3 separate regions of the Homo sapiens genome follow, and all the other regions are linked to region 1. Evidence: chromatin loops called from intact Hi-C (ENCODE). Cell type or tissue: heart right ventricle. All regions are shown on one strand.

What was found. Hi-C counts contacts between places; a loop is a spot of excess contacts. Peaks named below come from ENCODE experiments on the same cell type or tissue, not always from the same donor. Only the 100,000 strongest peaks of a DNase experiment are listed, where the experiment ranks them.
Region 2: it touches region 1 in a loop (2.6-fold over the local background); 2 of 110 quality-filtered maps call a loop at or near these places.
Region 3: a loop joins it to region 1, with 2.1 times the contacts of the local background. A loop is called at or near these places in 22 of 110 quality-filtered maps.

What each region holds. Positions count from the first base shown.
Region 1 is chr9:13,424,661-13,432,660 of GRCh38, forward strand. It overlaps LINC01235 (long intergenic non-protein coding RNA 1235), which reads right to left and starts at 6,669. Exons shown (of 3, transcript NR_033863.1): 1 at 6,543-6,669. In heart right ventricle, a CTCF peak has its summit at 3,052 (motif pointing right); no DNase peak of the experiment used is centred here; H3K4me3 peaks cover 925 bases; H3K27ac peaks cover 1,861 bases.
Region 2 is chr9:14,110,998-14,118,997 of GRCh38, forward strand. It overlaps NFIB (nuclear factor I B), which reads right to left. Exons shown (of 11, transcript NM_001190737.2): 9 at 5,211-5,349; 10 at 2,002-2,084. Among named protein-coding and RNA genes, the nearest start is that of LINC00583, 190 kb to the left of the region's middle. In heart right ventricle, no CTCF peak of the experiment used is centred here; no DNase peak of the experiment used is centred here; H3K27ac peaks cover 327 bases.
Region 3 is chr9:13,348,196-13,356,195 of GRCh38, forward strand. No RefSeq gene overlaps it. Among named protein-coding and RNA genes, the nearest start is that of MPDZ, 73 kb to the left of the region's middle. In heart right ventricle, a CTCF peak has its summit at 3,776 (motif pointing right); no DNase peak of the experiment used is centred here.

The sequences.
Region 1 (8,000 bases):
CAAGGAAGATTTCCACAAGGAAGTGCGGACCGAGCTAAGATATGATGAAGGAACAGGAATTAAATACATAACAGAGTGTGAGGGCAGGAGGCAAGCATAAGGGTCAGGCTTCCAAAAAGGTCAGTCTGATTACAGCAGACGGAGCAAGAATCAGGGTTAAAGCAGAAGAGACTTCAAGGAAGGAAGGAGGCAGATCATGCAGATCTTTTACAAAAATCCGTGGTCACAAATTTTCACCCAGCTCTGTGAGTTAGACAATATTCTCACTTTGTAGAATAGCAAGATGAAGCTCAAAACTGAGAAACTGGACTATGGTCACAGAGCCGGTAGGTGCTGGAGGTGGGGTTGGAATAAGATCTATCTACACACTTTAGGGCCTGGATTTTGAAACGATTGAATCTTCCAGTGTTTCACAATCTGACATTGATGCATTGTCCAATAGATGTTCCCTGTGGGTGACCCATTAGGGACAACTTTATTCCCTGGGCTCTTTGCTCGCCTGTAAACAGTGTACCAAAGGGAGGATACCCTGCTGTGCTCTGCCAGATAAAAATTATGTCTGCTTCACCTATCAAAGTTGAATCCTTCCTTCCTTTTTTTTTTATAATTTTTTTAAAAATTTTATTATTATTATACTTTAAGTTTTAGGTGCACAATGTGCAGGTTTGTTACATATGTATACATGTGCCATGTTGGTGTGCTGCACCCATTGCCTCGTCATTTAGCATTACCTTCCTTCCTTCCTTCCTTCCTTTCTCTCTCTTTCTTTTCTTTCTTTCTCTTTCTTTCTTTCTTTCTTTTCTCTTTCTTTCTTTCTTTTTCTTTCTTTTTTTTTTTTAAGACAGAATCTCATTCTGTCACCCAGGCTGGAGTGCAGTGGCAGAATCTTGGCTCACTGCAACCTCTGCCTCCCAGGTTCAAGGCTCTCGTGCCTCAGCCTCCTGAGTAGCTTAGGACTGCAGGTGTGCACCACCTTGCCTGGCTATTTTTTTTTTTTTTTTTGTATTTTTAGTAGAGACGGGGTTTTGCCATGTTGGCCAGGCTTGTCGTGAACTCCTGGCCTCAAGTGATCTGCCCACCTCGGCCTCCCAAACTTCTGGGATTACAGGCACGAGCCACTGCATCCAGTCTTGAATCCTTATTTCAAATAGTGTCTACTTTTCAGTTTTCTGATCAAAGTCATCAGTATTCAGAGCTTCGCTGGATTACTATGGTGCATATTTTTCCCCAGGAAATAAAATAATCAGTTACATTGTTCCATTCCCATAAGACCTTCTCTTGTTTATTGAGCAGGAATAGCAACATTGGATGTTTATTATGTACCAGGCATTCTGCTAAAGCATGTTATATATATATTATCTCAAGGCAACCTCAACCACCCAATGAGGTAGAGGTGTCCCATTATTCCCTTTTTACAAATGAGGAAATTGAGCATCACTGAGTTTAAGTGGTTTGCCTTAGTCACTCAGTTTATAAATGACAGAGGTAAGGTTTGAATCCAGAAGACCTGTCTGACGCCAAAGCTACAGTTTTAACTTAATGTTTGAAAAATTCAACTTTAAAAAGAGAATTCGTATTTTAAAAGAATTCATGAAATAAGAACATTCCTGAAAAGGTTGCATGCCAGGATATACTGTAATTCAACAATAATTACATTGTTAAACAAGGAAGAACTCATCATAAAAAGATTCTCTGTGGCTATGACAACAATTATGGATGCTTTAAGAAATCAGTAATTTCCTAAATTAAGATACAAAGTTTAAGATGCAGGGATAGTTCTTTAAACAAAAGTGGTTCACTTCTCAAAGATGAAGGATACATATATTTTGAGGCAGTGTATGGGGGGCTGGGGTGAGGAGACAGAAAGGGAAAGAGAGGAGTGAAATATTCTATCTAGGTAACCTTTAACAAAATTGCAAGTTTGTTTTCAAAGTTTATACGGTAAGAGGGTACGGTGGAAGAAAGACCTCATCGTTAAGGCAGAGAACATCCACAGAGCAAGATCTTGTCTCTGTAGGGCTATATTGCTTCCTTTCTAAAAAAAAGAAAGGTTTTCCTTCACAGTGCATTTACGTCAAAATTCTAAAACCTCTCACATGAGCCTATCACATCAACCTTGTCAAGTCTCACTTGTTGAAATGAGTGGGATTTGAAAACTTCTGAGTGTGCTATTACATTTTCCATTTATGTTCAGGGAATATGGCTGTGTGAAAAGGAGGCCAAGAGTTGTGGGGGTGGTGGATTTGAGGGAGAGACAACTCTAAATGAGTGAAACCAAATAGATTGATTGTTTCAGGTGGTGGAGGGTAGTCTCCAAGAAGGATTGGGCAAGGACTTTGAGAAGAAAATGCATTTTACTTTTTACATTTTTAACATTTATTGCCCTCACTAAACTACATGTTACATCAAATATCAGAGTTTAAATAAAAGAATCCAATGTTTCTTTGCTTCAAAACTGTAAACAATTTACAACTGATCTATTTATTCTCGATGAAATAACAATAGATACTTCTTTTTATTTTCTTCTTGTCTTTTTTAGAGCTCAAGAGACAAGGAAGCATCATGTAGAAATTTGATATTTCCATTAAGATTTCTCAGCTTCTGGAAAACAAATTTGATATTTGTGTCAGGTTGGAGAAAATGCAACCCTAAACCTAACCTTAATTATATTTTAACCCTAACCCAAATTCTGTGTAATAGAGGGTACTAGGCAAGGGAATGACCAGATGTTTTTTAGAGAGGGCAGAAGTTGTTTACTGATGTTAGAAAATTCACGTAACTTGGGCAGGAGAGGTGGCTCACGCCTGTAGTCCCAGCACTTTGGGAGGCTGAGGCTGGCGGATCACCTGAAGCCGAGAGTTCGAGAAAATTCATGTAACTATCCACTTCTAAAATTCTTAGCATTTGTATTGCTATCATTATAAGTGAACATCTTTCAGGTTTACCAAAAAGCTTAGCCATTTTTTAATCAAAATTTAATTTGGTGAAGATGTTTTTTAAATAAGTAAACAAATTTCTGATTGATAGAGATCAAATGTTTTCCCCTAGTAGCCAGTAGAGGGAGCTGTTGGCATTTGATTTGGCATTATAACTCGACCTGGAAGTTCCCTTAATTAATTCAATGTTTGAAATCAAACCACAGTTTAAATGTAATGATATTAATATGCAAGAATAGACGTGTAAACGTGGAGATTTTCCATTCCCATTAAACTTTCTACACAACCACAGATTTCTGGTTCTTCTGTGGGCCCCTTTTAGAGAGCTTATGTTATAGAAATGTTGGCTGCTGTAAATTAAAGCTGCTCAGAATTGAGTTCATGTACCTAGGCAATGATTCAACATTTCTGAGACTGATTGCAAGTCAAGAAAGAAAGCAGCTTCTTCCTCCAGCTCATAAAAAAAGAAAGCAAAAAAAGATGTTTGACCTAGAATTATACTTGAAGTTTTCAAAAGAAAAATTGTATGTATTAGGTTGATAATAAGTTTGATTATCTCTAATCCAGGAGGAAGAATCCTCTGTAGTTAATGTTCTGGGTATATTTGATGCCGTCCTTGTGGTGAAATATAGCATATTGATTTTTCTTATATTCCCTTCACCCCAAGTTCATTTCCACAGCTATAGTTTAAAAAGCAGTTATTCACAGCCTAGTGTTTAAAATATACTTCTCCTTTTTGTAATAGGTTTAAGCTAAAATGGATTATAAGTAATAATTTCCAAGCACTTCACCAAGTATTATCTTTATCTCAATAAACCTTAATATATAATGTACACATAAACTGCAGTTGTAACTATCTGCAGATAACCTAGCAGACAGCCGGGGAAAGGATTACTCTGATAGTAGTACTTCTCAACCAGCCTCGGAATTCAGTTGTAAACCCCCTAGGTAAGAGAAAGTTTGAAGAGAGAGTTGGAAATAATCATTCTGATTCACTTAAATGTTTCCCCTCCCTAATGTAAACATAAAAATAAACTATTGCATATTTAAATATATGATATTAAAGACATGAAATCTTACCAAACTTGAAATAGAAAATTACTCTAAAAGATAAAGAAAGCAGTGTTCTGTTTTGATACGGATTAACAGATGAACATTAAGCTCTCTACCCGATCGTCACCGATAGATTTAAGATTACTCCTTAAGGCTACACTGAAAGCATACTAGAAATAATAGGGTTAATTGTGTTCTGAGTACATAAAGAAGTGCCACTTTCTGGGGACAGTATGCCACATTGCAATTGGCAAACTAAATGCTAAACCAAAATCACTTCCCCTGTTCACAAAACATGTGGAGCTTCTTGGAAAGAAAAAAAAGGTGTTTTTTAACTGAGTGGGGACAGTGTTCTGTGCTATTTCCAGGAAGTGTGTATTTTCTCAAATCACTTATGCTTTTTAATCTGTTGGACCTGGTCTATGTTTTGTGTTGATTTCTGGGCCTTCCAATCAAAATTAATTTTGCTATTCTTTCTGAGAGAACTTTTTAGAACGAAAAATGAACCTCTCATACAGTTGAAAGACAAGGACCAAAAGTGCTGTATTATACTTCTTGAATGGTTGAAATCTAGTTGGAACAAAACCCCCCAGCACTATTAAAAATATAATTTTAGGTGAAATTTCATTCCATATGAAGCATTAATTTTAATAGAGACTTATATATAAGCTCTCATTTGAATAATAATGTAAAATTAAATTTAAATTGTAAATAACGTCCAGATACTAGTTGTTTCCTGGCTCAAATTCTTTAGCACATATGGTGCTAGCATAAGCTTGTGCCTGTCTGCCTACTCTGGGTAATTTTGCATGCAAATAGTTTTAGTGCCTATGTTGAGGTGCTAAAACGTGTTTAGTACACTTGAAAATATTTGCATTGCAAAAGGAGAGCGAATCTCCTGAGGAAAATCAAATTGATATTTTGTATTAAGAGACCACTTTGGACACTGCGTGGTATTCTGCTAGGGAGAATTCTGTTTACAGTGCAGCTAGCATTTTTAATTGACCTTTAGAAAAGAAGGTCTGGCTTCAGCTTTGCCAGGTTTATAAACCGTTGGACCATCTTCTGGCAGCATTCACCACATTAATCAGTCAAGAGAGAAAGAGAAGGAAAGAATCTCCTTGCCTTGGCTGGACTGTAGTGTTTCATGCCTCAATTTGGTGGATTGGTAGGATAAATATGTTAATTATAATTAAAAGTTTCAGCTGGAATGTGCCTAACTAATTAGCTAACTAACTAACCAGCTAACTAAGGAAAGGCTTTAGTACAGTGGAGCGGTGGTGGGTGCTGGGTGTGAGGCCCCACACACTCTTCCATTTGCCTCACTCCCATCTGCTGCATTTATGGGAACCAGTTCGTTAAGAGTCTGAATTGAATCCAAATAAAATGCATTTCTGATGCAAGCCCGATGACTGGTGCCATTCTCCGCTGCATTATGTCAAATTAGAGTTTGTTTGGAAAAGAGGTTACAGGGATCCTACGTAAATGTCGCTTGCGCAGAACATCGATCAAATAAGAGTTATGCACAAATTTGCCATCTAATTCCTATAAATAAATTGAGCACCTCCCTCCTTGATTTTGCTCCTATTCACCATGAGTGATTAAAAAATTAGCACTCCTAATAATAAATAAAATTCAAGAGGCAAGCTAGTAAGAGGTTTGTGGAACTTTTCTTATAACAGTTATTTCAAAGTTTTTAGATAATTTTATTACAAGAACCAGTTCAGGTGTAGTATATCCCTATAAAATGAAAGTAAGTTCAAGGTCCGTAAGAGAAACAGATGATACTAGGTCTACAAGAGGAATTCAAATGTGAGACCCCTCTGTCTGCAACTCCCTCCTCTGTCGAGAAATGATGCCAGATGGAATCCTGATAACTCCCATTGTTAAAGCAGCTCTATCGCTTTCAGCCCAAGCACCATGCAAGAGTTACTACTATAGATGCTTCTATTGGCTAAAACGTGCTGCAGGATCCAGATTTTTCTGCATATTTTACTCCTTCGTGCTTAATATTCTTTCATCCCTGCCACTTCTCACAGTGTGCAAGGTGCAGTATTTTGTGTCAATGAATAGCCAGAGACAGGTAGCAGGCAAGAGCCAAAAGGAACTCATTATGAATACAAACCAGTAAGGAGGAGCTGACTTACTGTGCTACTGAAACTTTGCTTGCAATCTAGTTCCTTTAAAACAATCTTAAAAAAAAAAAAAAAAAAGCCTCCGTTGTCTGTGGGATCCTAGCACATCAATCAATCCATTAAGTAAGTAAATAAGGCAATAACTAAACAATAAATCATTTTGAATTTCACGCATGCACAAATCTTTTGATACATAAATGACAAGGTTTAGGTTCGGAGGCTACCACCTCTGTTCCAGTAGTTATCATACAAGATAAAGAGTTGTTTTTAAACTGTGGTGCATTGCTCATTCTGGTCCCCACATGATGGGGCTTCTTTCACCCCTTGGGTGGTGGTGTGTGTATGATGCACGGCCTGGGAGTTGTTTGTGTGTGTGTGTGGTGTGTAGCGGGGGCCATGCTGTTAGGGGGAAGCCTACCACACATTTCTGCCATCGCAGACGGTGGGCAAACAGCTGTCTCCACAGCTGAGACCACTGGAGCTGCTTGCGCTGCTCCAGTAACTCGAGAGCACACGGCTGGTCCCTGGATGGCACAGAGCACTGTGCCTGCAGCAAAGTGCCTGAGCTTTCCTGGGGCTGAGCGGGCGGGGTCTTTGCCACCAGACACAATAAGCATGTGAAATGGGGTTCATGAATTATTCATCCTTGGTGTCCTATGAAACAAAGAAATGATATGTTTGCTGGTAGATAACTGTGTTGTGGCATTTGTAAATCTTTTTGAATTTGGAGTTGATCATGTTTCTTGTGTTGGTGGGGAAATGTGTGTGTGTGTGTGTGTGCGTGCGTGTGTGTGCGTGTGTGTTTTTTCCCTAAAATAAAAATTTGGGAGTTCAACACAATAATCTTACAGCAAAGGTCTTCCATGAAATATTGCATGGATTATACTATTTTGGCTCATGATTTACGGATTTTAAAAATCTCATTCAGTGAAAAGGGATGTTAAAATGGTTTCACTGCAATAAACTACAGCAAGATACCAGGTTCTCAAGGAGTTTATTTTTCTCCTTAGTAGGCATCCAGCCCACTTTTGTTAATGCAAGTTTCATTACTGTGGACTAGAGAACAGTGGTGCCTTCAGCATGACACTACAGCATCGGGAGGAATGATTCTTCACTTTCACTAAAATATTAGTAAAAATGATACTTTGGCGAATTGAGCCCTAAATTGTGTTAGTGACAGTTAAATACCCACTAATTTAACACCAGTTAAACTGGCAATAAAATGACCCCCAACTGAGTTAAGCCACCATCCTATTCCTGCACAATAGCTCCAGCCCTAATGCCAGTGATCTATAAAGCCACTGGGTAGAGTTTATGCATTTGCATAACAAATATTTCTGGAGTGTTGTATAAAGTAGCTAGCTACTCAAACTTATCATAATTGTTATTTATAATTATCATCTGCATATTCCTTTCATTTATTCTTTAATATCTCAAAGAAAATAAAATGATTTAATAGTTCTTCATTATCTTTGAAACACAACCTGGTGAAACATATCATGGTAATGTTCACTGTCATCTCTTCAATAATTATCTCAGGTCTGTCTTCCAGTAGTCACTCATGCTTTCTCCATCACACTTTTTTTTTTGCAGTATCTCCTCGCAGTCTCCCTACCTTTCAGGTTGCCTGTGAAGTACTGTGTATCCATAAACCTCCCACAATCTGATATGTTTGGCAGAGAAAATCAGGGAAAAGGCACGTTGATTGTGCTGAAAGAAAAAAAACAAGCAAAAACAAAATATGGATCTGCCAATTACATGCTGGAGTGAAAATACAATTCCTTCTTGCTTTCAGGTGAGGGAGTTGGCAGGTGGGGTGTGAATTGGTAGGTAGTAGGACTTTCAGTAAAAAGAAGTGTAGCAAATGCTGTATGAT
Region 2 (8,000 bases), 690 kb after region 1:
TTAATATATATCATGTATCCCATAAGTATTAACTATAGTTGACTGAACAAAACGTATTCACATTGTAAGTGGTCTCGATTCAATGTTGTCCACTTAAATAAGTGGCTGTCTTCTTTGATTTTAAAATAGTTTATAGTTCTAGAACTCATAGTTTTTAAAATATATCATGTGCCAGAATGCTATCTACATTAAAATTCATATTTTCATGATGCTTGCTAAGTTTTCTTGATATATTTTTAGATATGTGAAAGAAGTAATTCTTATGTTAATGGACTTTAGTAATCATAATTACATGAGGCTTCGACATTTATCATAAGGGATAAGAAAATTAAAGCTGCCATAGGTTAGGGTAGTGGAGGAGGAAGGCTGCCTCCAAATACATGGAATTGGTCAGAGTATTCTAACTAGCATTTGGGGCTAAAGGTTTAAATAATGGAGGCATGTTTTATGCATTAAAAATTAACTGGAAATTAGAGATGTGTCATAAAGAATAATGCAAATCCCATGAGAAAAATATTCCTGAGAATATGTGTAATGATTTTTAAAAGAACAAGTTTCTAAACTTATACATCCTGCATATGTTTTTTAAAAAACACAATGGACACATACATCTGTCAAATAGAACCATATTCTAGTAATTATAACTCATTTCGTGTTATAACAATTTTAGAGGTGAAAAAAAAGCAACATTCCAGAGAATTATGTTGAGAAGCCAATGGCTGGCAAAACCACTAATTATTATTATTTGGTATTTTCATAACTGTGTACAGATGTTTTCAGTTAGTTCTCACTCTTTTGGTTTGTTTTGTTTTGCTTTTTTTAAACCTGGCAAAACATCAAGTATTCTGAATAAGCTATCATCTTTATGATTTTCTCTGAGCTCTGCATGTGGTGACCTCTAATATGCAGTCTGCCCCCTTGGGCTGCAACTGGAAAGGACTTGAGAACTCCACACCAAGCACAGTTGAGGTAGGTCACAACAAGGGTATGTGAGGTGAACAGATCAAGAATGAAGTAAGTGGGCAAAAGTATCTTACTACCTACACAAAAAGTCATATATATGCACAGGCAACTTATAAATAAAGAGCGAGTTAGTTAACACCAGCTCTTTATTATTTATTATAGCCTAATTTTCCCCTATGTAATATTTTGCATACTGTTAATTTCAAACTGCTCTGCTATCAAAACTTGAGAGCAGCAAACATATGCATCATAAAATATATTTAAATTCGGAACTGTTTAGAATTACGTCTCTTATCCTGTAACTAGAATCGTGGGATTTCTACATTGGTATGGTCCATGCTTTTGACTGTGGCTGATCTGTTTATAAGCCACCATTAATCCTGGCTGTATGTTTTCACAGTTTGGGTAAACACTTCATTTGCATTAAATTTACAGCATTAATGAGATGTGAAATTTAAAATGCTACTAGAAACATAAATGATGTAAGAAAGCAGAACCAAAAAAAAGTGTTTTATCACATCTGAAATCAGTAAACCAATTTAAAGCTATTAAAATAATAGGAATGAAGTGTCGCCTGAGATTTTAACTTCGTAACTCATCGTCTTGGACTAAAATACAAATGTGAGGAGCAAAACATCTGGAAAATAAGAAATCACTCAAAAACTCGAATTATATACTGCTTCTATTCTAGTTGGCTTTAAAACAGTTTGCAGTTTTTGTCTTTGAAAGCTATAGTCTGTAAGTTCTCAATAGCCAATGAGACTGAGAAAAATACACTTTGGCTGAAACACTATTACTCATGGATGTTATCAATATATGCTACAGAGATGGAAAAGGTCATGAGCCAATTTGAGAAACTCTACTCAAAGAGGTGAGAAACAAAGGATCAATGAGAAAAAATTCTGGGAAATGAAATGATCAGTTTTGGTCTCAGAAGCCCCGGGAGCCCCCTTCTGAGTCCGGATCTGAGAGGCAACATGGAGAAGCACGGAAGCGAAAGCGTGGCTACACCGTCACACCTGGGTGAAACTTGCCCACCTGTTGCTGATGTAGGAAGGATGGGTCTCTTGGGCTTAGTCCCACATATCGATTGGCTTGAGATGTGCCTGAGGCTGTGTAGGCTGATTAAGGAAGAACAAAAACAAAGATAAAAATTGTGAACTATCAGAACGAACACCCTGTCCATGTATAAGAAACCCAGAGAAGTGGGATTTGCAACCAAAAAAAAAAAGTGTCTTCATTTCTCTTCTCTTTTGTCTGAGTGAACACCAAGTGATAGAAAAGAAATAATAATTGACTTCAAATCAACTAGTTTATTCCCCCTAAAAAATCTATCCAGTAAAGCAGATCTCATACTTCAGTGTGGGTGTCTCACACTTACATGCTCTAGTAACTGTCCTGTGGAGGTACTAAGGATTGGATAAATAGAAGGGCCCTGTTCCTAGACGTACTTTTTCACCAGATAGTAGTTGTCTAATATAAAATAATCAATGATGGTATATGATTCTAAATGTAAAGCAGACTGAAAGTCCGCCAGGAAAAAGTGACAGCTTTTAATGATGGAATTTAAGCAGATGTTCTTAATGATATGGGATGGAAAATGTCTTTCTTAAAAGTTTTGCTAAAAAGGAAATCAAATCTTACTATCATGAAGGAGAAGCCTGTATCATGTAGAATGAATCAGCTCGGTATTTTACCTGTGAAAATGGCCTCAAGTCTGATAGGAATGTTTTTGAAAAAAAGTACTTCCCATAAGCACACATACAAAAATCAATTACTTGTAACTGATCCAGGAAGAAAGCTGATGCACCTTTAAATAGTTGGCCACTAGGTAGTAAGTATATATGGTGACTATTCCTTACATTGTTATAGTCTCATTTGCAAGTACTTTTTGTACAACTGCTTTTTGCTTTTTGGTATAGAGTAAATTTTTCACACACACAAAAAAAAAATGAATAGGGAGCTACTCCTAAAGACTTTTGTTACTTTTCACAAGGAAAGGACTGAGGTATCTTCCCAGAACTAGGCAATCCCACTGCTCCATATTACCATATATTACCTTTATTGTTCTGAAGAAAGCTACACTGTTTGGTTTAAAACCACCAGATTAATGAGGAATCCAGGCTTCATTTTAAATGAACTGGCTTTCTAAAACCAATATATTAATTCTGCCTTGTTCACTTAAAGGACTGCAGAATTTGATCCATGGAAGCTTTTTTAGGTCAACTTTTTAAAAACAGTGAAGATGCTCACAATTCATATTTTAATTGCTCCTGAATAAGGGGACATGCAAGGCAGCCATCAGCAACCAGTGACCCCTACTCAATCTCCAAGCCTCTGGAATTCACCACACCTCACAGACAGCCGGAGATGAGCCTCACCCTTACAGAAGAGCACCAAATCTATGCTGCTTTTTCTTTTCAACTATGAGAAAGAGCCTTCCTTGGCTTCTGTGTTTTCTTTGACCATAGTACTATATCAATTCAATGACCAGTTTTTTATTACTGGTGGTGCCTAAGAAGCTGGAGCTACAAGCTTGTTTATAGGAAAGAAAAACTACTCACTATGTTTCTTTTATGTAGGAGTGGAAAATGGACTGATGCAGCCATCTTTATACAACCAAGATACTCCTTTTGAATATTTTGTAATTTTACTAGTCAAATCAGATCCCTTTTTGAACAACCTGTATGTAAGTATAAAAACAATTCATTAACAAACAGGCTGAGGGTACTCCTATAAGTGAACTGTGATCATTTGGGTCTGATCCTCTCCTGAATCTCTTCTATTAATAACACCACAAGAGTAGGCATCAGAGTTTCTAGAACTTGGTTTTGACCATTTATCCTGTGATAATCTTTCAACTACTTAAAAAAAAATCTTTGTTTTCTGTGTGCTTTTATTTAAATTGCTGACATTGTTTGCTCAAAGATGTGAAGACATCCACTTTTAAAATGAGTACTTAGTGTTTTGGTGACTGTAATGCACATAGCAAACCTCTAGAACAAAATAATTTTTAGTTTTTCCTGAGTAGGTCGCATCCATCTGTGCATTCAGGGAAGTATTCTAAGCATTAAGAATTACTGATGGGTATTACAAGCCTATAGGAACTTATTAATTGACGGGGCTCATGAATTTTGAGAAAGAAATGCTGAATTCACTGTACAAAGTATTGTCCATTTTTCTTATAGGGTTCCTTCCTAGTCTTTCAGAAACCATAAAAAAAAAAGAGCATCTTTCCAATGGCTGAGAAAGAATGAGTGGTGCATGCCTCTGATTGTCTCTGATTCACATGGAAATTTCAAGATCATGGGGATTTTCTTGCTCTAAGAAAGAAAAAAAAAAGGTTTGAATTGAAGATATCTGTATAATTGGTGAGGTGCATGCTAATTCCACCAATTCGATAGCTTTATCCATTCTACTTCACCAATTTGTACATTCCAGCTCCAGTACTAAGAAGCTGACAGTTGGGTGAAACCACCTCAAAATTAATTTCTTCTATACTTCTAAGTATTTTACATGAAAAAACAAAGGAATGATGCGGCTTATTGGTACGTGTTAGGAAGGTTCACTGGCTAAATCTCTGACATTTAAATGTTATGGCCACACTAAAAAGCACAGTATTTGATGTACCAATGATAAGCAAAATAATCAAAAGGTTTTAAAAAAAAAGCTTGCAGATAGTGAAAGTACAGGTAGCTTACATGTGCCTAATACTAAGTTTTGAAATGTCCTCATCTGTTCCCAACCTTATGCGACTGTTTTTAACAATGACATAACCTACAATGATGTAAACATGCAATTACCTTACAGAGGCACTGATTCCATCTGCTTTGTGAAGGGGCTTGATTTCTATAGGAATGCTCCAATAAGTACCAATTACCTAATCTCTCTTTGGGTGATACGAAAACTTTGTATTCTGCGTTATGTTACTCAGTGCAATTTCAATGTATACCTTGAACAAGCAGGCATGACTTATTATTTTTGTTATAGCTGTTAACTTAAACAAGTGAGCTTCTCCCTTTTCAAATATGATTCACTGACTGGAATTTGAGAAGAGAGAGCCTGTGATAGCAGGGCCACATCCATGCCTGCTAGCTCCACTTAAATGAGAAATCTCCATCTGGTCAGGTAGCTGGAAAAATTGCCGTGTTTTCCACCTTGGATCAGATATCCAATGGTGCCTCTGATGGACATTTCTCATTTCCTATGGAAATACTTACTGGTTGCTGTAGGTGAAGCTGCCTCACCTTCAGTGGATGTAGTGATGGGTTTAGTATCTGTCATGCTCAGGGTCACAGGTCGCACTGCACTGGGATGGGGAGAGGGTGCCAAGACAGGAGTGAAATGGCCAGGCACTTTCCCTACTACTTGACCACTGCCGTTAGGCTACAAAACAAAAACAGAATGCCGGGTGAAGCAATCCAAAAGGCAGTCATCTTGTTCAACAAGTCCACTCAGCACACACGACTGTGTGGATCCAGCACACTGCGCATAGGCGCCACACAGGCCCTCTCGAGTCGGAGTCGGAGAGGCCAGTCAATGGTTGGTAGTAATAAGGAGCAGCAGCATTTCAAAGAAGGTTTTCATCTTCAAAGCACGTCATGGTATAGGTGAATTCCTCTTTACAGCACCCCTGAGAGCCAGGTAGACTTGATCCTTTCATGTAGTAGGCCAAGAAACTCAAGTGCAGACTTAAATGCTTAGCCCAAAGGCTAAAATGGAATTCCTTACTGAACTAGCTACAGTTGGAACCCAATGCTTCCTTATTCTCTGCTCTTCATTTTCTATAATGAGTCAGTTTTGGCTTTTAGAACACAATTTTCACCTACATGATGATATCACTGAAACAAAGGACACAAAAATATCTAGGAGATCAAATACAACGAATTCTGGAATTTTCATCATTTACAGTCAAGAACCATTCTCCTGCATACAAAACTCTAGCTCTCTTACACACAGGTGTGCTGAGATGCACACATTAGGCAATTTAGATTCCGAGATCTATGGTCAACTTTTGATGATTTACTAATACAAGAAGATAGAATAAGATGTAAAGCATCTAAAATTTCAGAGGTCATACAATGATATAAAATGCTGAGCTACGTTTGTCCTTACACCTACAAATAAAAGATTTCCAAAGTAAATTAAACTGTACTGAGGGGAAGCAGAGGACAAGCAAATGAGCATTGTTATTTGAGTTACTCTTACATCCATGGTGGTGCATGGAGAGTTACACAAAACATTTCTTGTTGACATTTGTGAGAATTAACTGAGAAAATCCCCTGGGCAATGATAGAAAAGATGTTACTATCTGAGTTTTAGCTCCTGGGTACAAAAATAGTTTCCGTGGTAGGAAACAAAATCCTAAGGATACACTCTTTGAAGAAATAGTGGAATATATTTTTCTAGACTGAGAATGTTATTTTTGATTATACCCATGTTGGAATTCTCCACTGCACGGTGTTCATCGCAATTTGCTGGGAGGCTATTCTCGGCAAGTATATAGTCTTTATAATCTGAACTGTTAAAGGCAAAAAAAAAATGAAGCAGAATATTTTTCTAAATATCTGCACATAAATTACAAGTAGACATTTATTTAGAGAAAAAGATGAACAGCTAATAACACTTAAATATTGTGACTTAGAGACATGAACTAAGTCTTCGGTTAGGCTCCTCAGAGGCCACATTATTTATTCTATAAAGAAAATGGACTTCCTGAATATCCTGATTATTCATCATGGGTAATTTTAAGTATTTAACTTGATGTCAGGAAAATTGACCAGAGTTTTCCAATATGGAAACCTATGGGAGAGTTACATCTTTAAACTAATTTTATTCAAAATATTCCATTGAATAGCATGACTGTCTCACTATAATTGGTGCAGCAGTAATGCAATTAATCTCAAAATTGCTGTGGGGAGGAAAAGGCATCTCAGTTGCTTATCTTAAAAATCAAAATCAGTGCAGTGCTGGAGAATATTGGGAAGCAACAGCTGACTAGAAGTGAATGGTGAAGGAATACTGATGTTTTTCCATTTCTAAAGCTAAAATGGTAAATACCAAGAATTCTAATTTGAAATGCAAATTAATTGGTTTTGAGTTGGAGTTAAAAATCAAAGCAGATACACTGTTCCTTAAAAAAAAAATCTGCAGTTAACTATAAAGACCCATTTTTCCTTTCAAAGGGAAAAAGTAGTTTGTTTCTACAGCAGGCCATCCATTTCTGGTTATCTGAACACTGGAAATAAGTGCTTTAAATATCTTAAGAAAGAAGACAGGTCTCATTTTATCATTGGTGGTACATTCAATGGTAAAAATGTTTCTACATACAGTGTTCACCAAAACAGTCTGAAAGTACCTACCTGGAACAAAATGTCTGGAGCAGAATGACAATAATTTCAAGGAAATGCTGCCACCAAATATATTATCCTACCCTGACCATTCTACAAACTTCACCTACTGGAATTGAACAACATGAACTAGTAGACACTTCTCTCATTTGAAAAGAATAAAGGTGACAAAGAAAGAATTCCCAAGTCAATGCAGACAACTTTCCTAAAACTCAGGGTGAGAAGAATTGAGGGCTATTTTCTCCTCAGTTTTCTACTGGTTCAAACAGATGAAGCTACACTAAAAATTTCTATCTTTTAAGGCTGTTAATAGATGAACTTTCATACTGTAGATAGAAAAGAGAGATGTCTTGTCTGAAGGTGAAGCTAACAGCATTAGGAAAGGATTATTCTACTTTATACACGGTTCCTATTATACAAAATCCTGAGAGTTTTTTTGTTGCTAGTTTTTCTTTTTCTTTTTTTTTTTTTTTTGAGATGAGAGTAATATGCTTCCTTAGAAGGTGATATGTATCTTGAAAAAGTGAAGAAAAACTGAGAACAATATAGGCAGATTATCACCTAATATGCCCTCTTAACTTATAAAGAAATTGAAATATACGTAAAACAAGCACTGAATAATTAAAGAAATGTGTAACACTAAGGGCCTGATTTTAATTTGCATAATTTTTCCCCTAACAGTGCCTA
Region 3 (8,000 bases), 76 kb before region 1:
AATTATCTGGGTGTGGTGGTGCACATTTGTAGTCCCAGCTACTCAGGGGCTGAGGTGAGATGATTGCTTGAACTCAGGAATTTGAGGCTGCAGTGAGCTATGATTGGGCCACTGCACTCCAGCCAGAGAAAAACCCTTTCTGAAAAAGAAGATGAATAAATAAAAGAGAAGAACAAGGAGGAGGAGAAGGAGAAGGAGAAGAACAGGAGGAGGAGGAGGAAGAGGAAGAAGAAGTGGCGGTGGAGGAGGAGGAGGACCTCTTTTTCTGATTGGGAAATGATGACTTATATTTTAAAATTAAATGAAGGACTTAATAAAATGGCATATTATGACCCATAGACAACTTTTGAAAGCTGAGAATGAGGTAAATAATGACTTCAAATCTACTAGTTTATGTAACTCTTCCACAATTTGACTTTGGTTAAGAGTGTTCCAGTGAAGCACTTGAATAGGTTTGTAGAAACTCTCATTGCCACAAATGGAAAAAATAGTCCAAATGCATATTTTAATAACAGCAGTTATGTAAGTGAAAGATTACATGATTAATTTGTAAATAAACACTATTCATTTATGAGTAGATAAATTATGAATAGATAAACCACATTGTGCTAGGTGTAGGTGGTAGGGATGAATAAGGTATTTTGTCTGCCCTCAAAGACTGCATTCTAGTAAAATGAAGTGGGACTGAATATGCTCACCTTATGCCCAGGAGCCAGGTATATATGAATGGCAATGCACTTAGAGATCGTATGATGCCTTTGGTACTGGAATCTGTAAAAGTTTTCGTGAATGGTAAAGCTGGATTTAACATTTACTAGGTTAACAGTAGAAGCAGCAGCATGCCAGGGCTGCCACTGGGCAGGTAACTAACACTGGAGGAAGTACATGATCTCAAAAAGCACCTCTGGATGTAAACTTGATGAAAGGTAATGACAAGAGGAGAACAGAGCTATACGAGTTCAGGGACAAATCAAAGGACAGAAATCAAACCCATGGTGGAACTGTTGGGAATTCTAATCTCTCAGTGGGCACAGAAAAAAAATCAGATGTTGGAGGTTCTGGGATAAAGAGTCAGAAATTAGATGGGTGGTTGTATGCTGTGTTAGTTGCACATGTGGTCTCTTATCAGGAACATGGATTTATTGTATTATTATAATATAAGATATATATTATAATTATTATCGTTCAAAGGAAACTGGAGCCAATAAATCACCATGGAGATATCTCCAGAGTGTTTGCAGATAGGGCAAACTCAGCTGGCTGACTTAGCTACAAACCATGCCCCCTTCTCTCACCAGGCATCCTGAGGGCCAGAGGCACTCAATATACACAGAAGACACTAACCCAGTCATTTTCAATCCTAACTTCACCTAAGTGTCACCTGGGGAATTTTAGACACATACCAATATAAAGGTCTGTTCCCCAGAGATTCTGAATTTGGGATGGGGCCTAGGCATTGGCAGTTTTTAAAAAATAAATAAACTTTTTTTTTTAGAGTGGTTTTAGGTTCATAGCCAGATTGAATGGAAAAAACAGAGCATTCCCGTATAGCCCCTGTCCCCCCCACACATGCAGCTTTCCCCTCTATCAACATCCTGCACCCATGGTACATTTGTTATGATCAATAAACCTACATTGACATACCATTATCACTTGAGGTCCATAGTTTATATGAGGATTCACTCTTGGTGACGTATATTCTATGGGTTTGGACAAATGTATAATAACATAAATTCACTTTCATAGTATTGTACAAATTGGCAGTTTTTATTTATTTATTTATTATTTTTTTGAGATAGAGTTTTGCTCTTGTCCCCCTGGCTGGAGTGCAGTGGCACGATCTCGGTTCACTGCAACCTCTGCCTCCCGGGTTCAAGTGATTCACCTGCCTCAGCCTCCCGAGTAGTTAGGATTACAGGCGCATGCCACCACGCCTGGCTAATTTTTGTATTTTTAGTAGAGACAGGGTTTCACCATGTTGATCAGGCTGATCTCAAACTCCTGACCTCAAGTGATCTGCCTGCCTTGGCCTCCCAAAGTGCTACGATTACAGGCGTGAGCCACTGTGCCCGGCCAGACTGGCAGTTTTTAAAAAGGCTTCCTTGGCGAACCACTGCATCAGCAGCAAGCAGCCACAAAGACATGGTATCCAGAAGCTGCTCTATGATACTGCCCATAAAATTACCCTGGATGCCTCACCCCCCAGGAACTTTAATATTTAGACAAAAGCAAAAGAATATTTCTGAAACTCTGCTGACGAGTAGAGGAAACACTGACTTGCTATAAAGATGTCACTGTTCACGGGCAGGAATGGGAGCAACCTACAGAGGCTGAAATGTTCCCAACAGCCTCAGGGCCAGAACTTGGCTGGAAAGAACTTATTAATAACACACTTCCATTTTGTGTGATAATGGAAGGAGAGGATGATTGGGACCCAAGACAGATTTGGTTTAGAATCCTTTGTCAAGGTCTATTATCTTGAACAAAGCATCTGAATTCTCCATTTCTCAGATTCTTTTTTTTTTTTTTTTTTTTTTTGAGACGGAGTCTCACTCTGTTGCCCAGGCTGGAGTGCAGTGGCATGATCTTGGCTCACTGCAAGCTCTGCATCCTGGGTTCACGCCATTCTCCTGCCTCAGCCTCCTGAGTAGCTGGGACTACAGGCACATGCCACCACAGCTGGCTAATTTTTGTATTTTTAGTAGAGATGAGGTTTCACTGTGTTAGCTAGGATGGTCTCGACCTCCTGACCTCGTGATTTGCCCACCTCAGCCTCCCAAAATGCTGGGATTACAGGCGTGAGCTCACCGCGCCCAGCTCAGATTCTTTATCTGAGAAATAGAGATGGTAGTAGCTAACTTGAAGGGTCATTATAAGAATCAAAGTCCTTACATCCAGCCTAGCACATTCCCAGCATTTTATGGGTGATCTATAAATGGGCTCTATTATAGTAATTAGTAGTAGTAACAAAAGAAGAGTATGTAAAGAGTTTTTTTAGTGGTGTAATATAAACGAAAAAATAATGAGAATTCAAAGGCAGGGAAAGCCCTGGTTGTAGAATGGGCGGGAAATACTTCTTAGGATTTTTAATAATTTATATGACTTTGTACAGAGGAATGAGGGAGAGAAGGACGTGACTGACTCATGTATTTGGGGAAGACATGAAATGGAGAGATGTGCCACGTCTAGCTGGCTTTAAATAAGGTCAGAGAGAAGGGACTTGGGTCATATTTGAGTAGGGCAGTCTTGAGCATTAACAAAAGGAGTTTGCAACATGAGCAAGTATGCTGAGAAAAGACCACATTATGAACAGGGAGTATACAGAACATATCCAGGAGGCCCTCAGGTGACAGTAGGAGTGACCATCCCATAGATCTGCAATTCATGCAAAAGGCTTCTTTCCCCTTTATTTTCTCCCCAATTAGTTAGAAATACCATCTCTCATAGGCATCTTGGAGAAGAAGAGACATCTGGTTTTGCATAAGCGTAAGTTAAATGATTTGTGAAAATCTGTTATCAACAAAAATTACATTTCTTCATCATACTCAGCAAATATAACAAAAACGACTTCATGACAAATCCTTATTCTCTAAAAGAAAATGTTACTCGTATGTATATTTATGTTACCAAAAAGCTACTGAAATAAGTTAGCTGATGAAAAGAAAGAATTTGCCATGGCTAGTGAATTAAGGAGCTGAGAATGAAAATATGAACCGAGGATACTATTATTTTCAAATATCTTTAAGAATTAGGTGTACTTCATTACCAGTAGGTGTCACTGCAGGCATTAAACACGGTCTGTTTCTAGGGAAATTTGTCCCATAAATGTTGGTGTAATTTAACTGGTATAATATAGTTATGATAGGCATAAAGGATATTTATTCTGAAAAGCAATATATTTTATCATGGTCATGAACTTGTAAAAACATTGGCTTAAGGAAGCTATAGTGTATGCTTTAAATGGGCTTACTTAATACAATATACAGCATAAGTAATAGTCTCTTATGAGGTTTTAAATATATACAGTGGGTTTTCCTGGATAAGATAAGGTTGCTTTTCAGAGTTATTCCATAGAATCTGATTTATAGGACTAATTTAATGAGAATTCATAGACTCAATTGCTACCTTCTAAATCTTTGTGAAACTGACATTTTTTCCTTATATGTAACATTCTTGTAAGTTTTGTTAGAGAAGGGAAGGAAATTAAGAACTTTAACTGGAATTACATTAGTTATCCTCTTTTGAGTTTCTCTGGCCTTTTAAACATGTAGTATCTAGTGTCAGGAAGTTAAATTCACCAAGCTTTTTTAGAGAAACACAATTTAGTGGCATCCTAGCATCTAACATAGAGAAATATTGGCCATTAAAAAATAGTGATCTTGGTTCCCTTTCTACTGTGGTTTTAGAGTTGATTCATTTGTGCAATCTTGCTGGCATTGCTGAGTTGAACTTTTGAACAGAGTATTCTCAATAGAAACCCTTGCGCTTTAAAATTGATTTGCCTGTTGGAGGTGTTGGTGTTTCTTATTTATGCATAATTGAAGGGCTAGGTGTGTGAAAGTGCCCCTAGCGACTCTTTCATTTGTTCCATTTTACAAATTGAAACTGATAGTGGTGGTTGTGGTGCTTTTCAAGGGTGACTTGAGGGCAATCTAATTTACCTAGCTGTTCAAAGGTGAACTCAATATTTTCAATCATAAATTAAAAATCTACTCCAGTTTTCAAATCAGAAACAGCATAAATTACGTATCTGCAGGCCGTAAGTGTTCTTTGCCCTGGCTTAACTCCATTGATTTTACCAGGATAGACATTTCTAGACACTCTGTGTTTTAACATGTCCCTGTAACATCTAAAGTATTTTAGGAACACCATATTGCTTTCTTTTCTATGTATGCCAACAGGAATTTTATGAGCCCTTGGCATTTGCCTCTCTATGTAGACCCATCTATGAGAATATTTTCGACCTGTTAGATTCCTGGGCTAGCATAATTTGAACAGGGTTTCTCTGAAAGACATAATATTATGCACTAAAAATCTACATCATTGGAAAATACTTAGCAATATCAAATATGTGTACCTTCTTAACATATAACAATATGGTGTGCTAATTATAACATATAGACACTGCTCTCTAAGAAGCCTACAATTTAAACCTACATTATAGATCTTACAATGGAGGTAAAACTGATAGACAAAAATGCATGTCAACCAACTGCATGACACACAGATCATTGTATTTGTAGTGTTTAGAGTAGCACTCATATGTAAAGTTTGCTGCACAGTCATTGCCAAGTCCAATCTTCCAGATATCCTAAAACTTACACATGTACTAAATTGGGCTTCATAAATTAATATACTTCAATCATATAATTGTGGCAACTCATACTACTCTTTTTACTTTAATTCGTTTTGTTGGAATCTCTTTGGCTTTTATTGACGGCCAACATTGGAAATACTTTTTTAGGAATTTGATGTGTTGAAAGTAAGGATGTTGTTAAGAGTAATTATTATGTTTCATGGCGCTTCAGCCTTCAGTCTTCACATCAATACTGGCTTGCTTCTCCTGAGCTCTTTATAATTATTTTTATTTAGTTTTATACACACTGACATGTTTAATAACCAGATTTCTCTCTTCCCCCACATCCCCAAACTTTGGCTCTTAAGAAAGCACAGAACCCAAACTATGGTCCTACAGCAAGTAATGGTTTTTATGGTTTACATTTTTATAATAATCTCATTACTAAGAAACCATGGTTTGTTTTCATCTTTCTCACTTCCTTTTACTCCCATATTGCTTTGTATTATATATTCTTTTAGGCTCTAGGACTTTGGAGGACAAAGTGAGGAGGAGTATAAAGTAGGATACAACCAAAATAAATAGAACAGAATTTCAGGAAAGACCTATATTATACTTAAAATTCACATAACTAACCATATCCTAACACCTCTAGTTTACAATAAAGGTATCAGAAGGAAAAATAAACAACACTGAGATCCCACCACAATACTTACATTTTTATTCTGTATAACATTATTCTAAGAATTGAGTTTGTTGGTCTTCTGGGGTGGTGACACTCATACAGTAATTATATTTTTCTAGCTAATTTGAAAGACATGGTCTTAGGAACTTTTTGATTTGAAGCAAGAGAGTCTGTTCAACTAGCAAAGAAGCTCTTTAAGGTGAGAAATAATAATCCCTTGTTGGTGTTCCAGAATAGACATAGATATCTTAAATTATGATGAGGCCAATGAACAAAAATAAATAATGAATGTGATGGGAATTCAAAGCATCTTTGTTTTCTGATTTTTGTTTTGTTTTGTTTTGACAGCCTCTTGCTTGTTGCCCAGGCTGGAGTGCTGTGGCATGATCTCAGCTCACTGCAACATCTGCCTCCTGAGTTCAAGCAACTCTCCCACCTCAGCCTCCCGAGTAGCTGGGACTACAGGCGCGTGCCACCATGTCTGGCTGATGTTTGTATTTTTTGGTAGAGATGGGGTTTCACCATGTTGGCCAAGCTGGTCTTGAACTCCTGACCTCAAGTAATCCAGCTGCCTTGGCCTCTCAAAGTGCTGGTGTGAGCCACCTCACCGGGCCAGCATCTTTGAATTATAAAAACAAAGAATATTATTGAACCAGAAAGGAGTTACCTTTCTAGGTTCAGAATATGTCTTGCTGGTGGATGGGGAGAAGCAGCTGAATAGAGGAGATGAAGGTTGGTTTGGGTGGAGGAGAATGACTAGACAGAGTTCAACCAAGGAAGAATGACTCATTGAGGTCTCTTTCAGCATTATGGTTTTGTTATTTGATTTTGGACTCAGAGTATTTTGGCAAAAAGTGCTAAAGCTGAGACACGATATTAGTCTTCATTTATAGAGCACTTGGATAGATTTGGAAATGGAAACATATTGTGAACATAGAAGTAAAATATTTACTTTAGTAATTGAATGAGTAGTAACAATGATGGGGTAGGTAAGTGCTCTTAAAATTGAATCCTCATTCAATATTTACTGCCCCATTGACACACTGCACAATTGAATGATGGATTCCAAATAAGGACATATATTTTTCAAGTCTTAATAATTTTATATGATCAGTTTTTATTCTTCTTTTTATTTTATAAATTCACTGAAATCTTTTCAACCCAGCGTACATAGACTTCTTTTTAAAAGATAAAACTTTTTAAAACAAGGACTTAAAAAAAACCTGACATTAAATTCTAAAACAGTAAGTAAAAGAGTATTACATGTGCAAATTTGGGGATTTCTTCTGAAGTAATATGTTCCCACTTCTCTAACTTCACAGATGTAGTACTGTCCAAAATGGATGGTAGCATAAAGTACAAATTTGTTATTTAGACTTAGTTATCAAATGGATATAGGAGAAATATATTATTTTAAATTTGAATTTTGGCTTGATGTTTATCCCTTTAACATATGGCTGGGTTAAGTCATTACAAGAAATACAAGCAATCATTTGATTTGGAAGCCATGCATTTTCCAAATGACAAATGTCAATTTTCTGTTTAGTTGCTTTTATAAATGAGAAGCAGAGTCCAGTCTATTAAAGTGACTGAGACACAATTATCCACTAAATCACTGGCAAAATGAAGCTTGCATTCATCTCATCACAATTTCATTTCACTATATGATGGTTATATTTTTATATACTCGTGTGTCTACAACCTGCTCCATGAAAATTAACTATTAGCTGTAATAGAGTACTAGATCTGGAATTAGACAGATTTGATTTTAAATTTTGTTCTTCCACTTATGAGATATGTAATCTTGAGAAAATTACTGTATTTCTCTGGATCTCAGTTATCTTTTCATAAGGCCATTATGAGAAACAAATGAGAAAAGTTATGGGAAATGCCTGGCAACTTTCAATGCTAAACAAATGGTAATTCTTTTCCTCTTACTTTCTTAAGGATAACCGCCACAGTGAACTTTATCATTTTTAATTGAGACTTGTCATTTTGTAAGATTACATTGATGCAAGT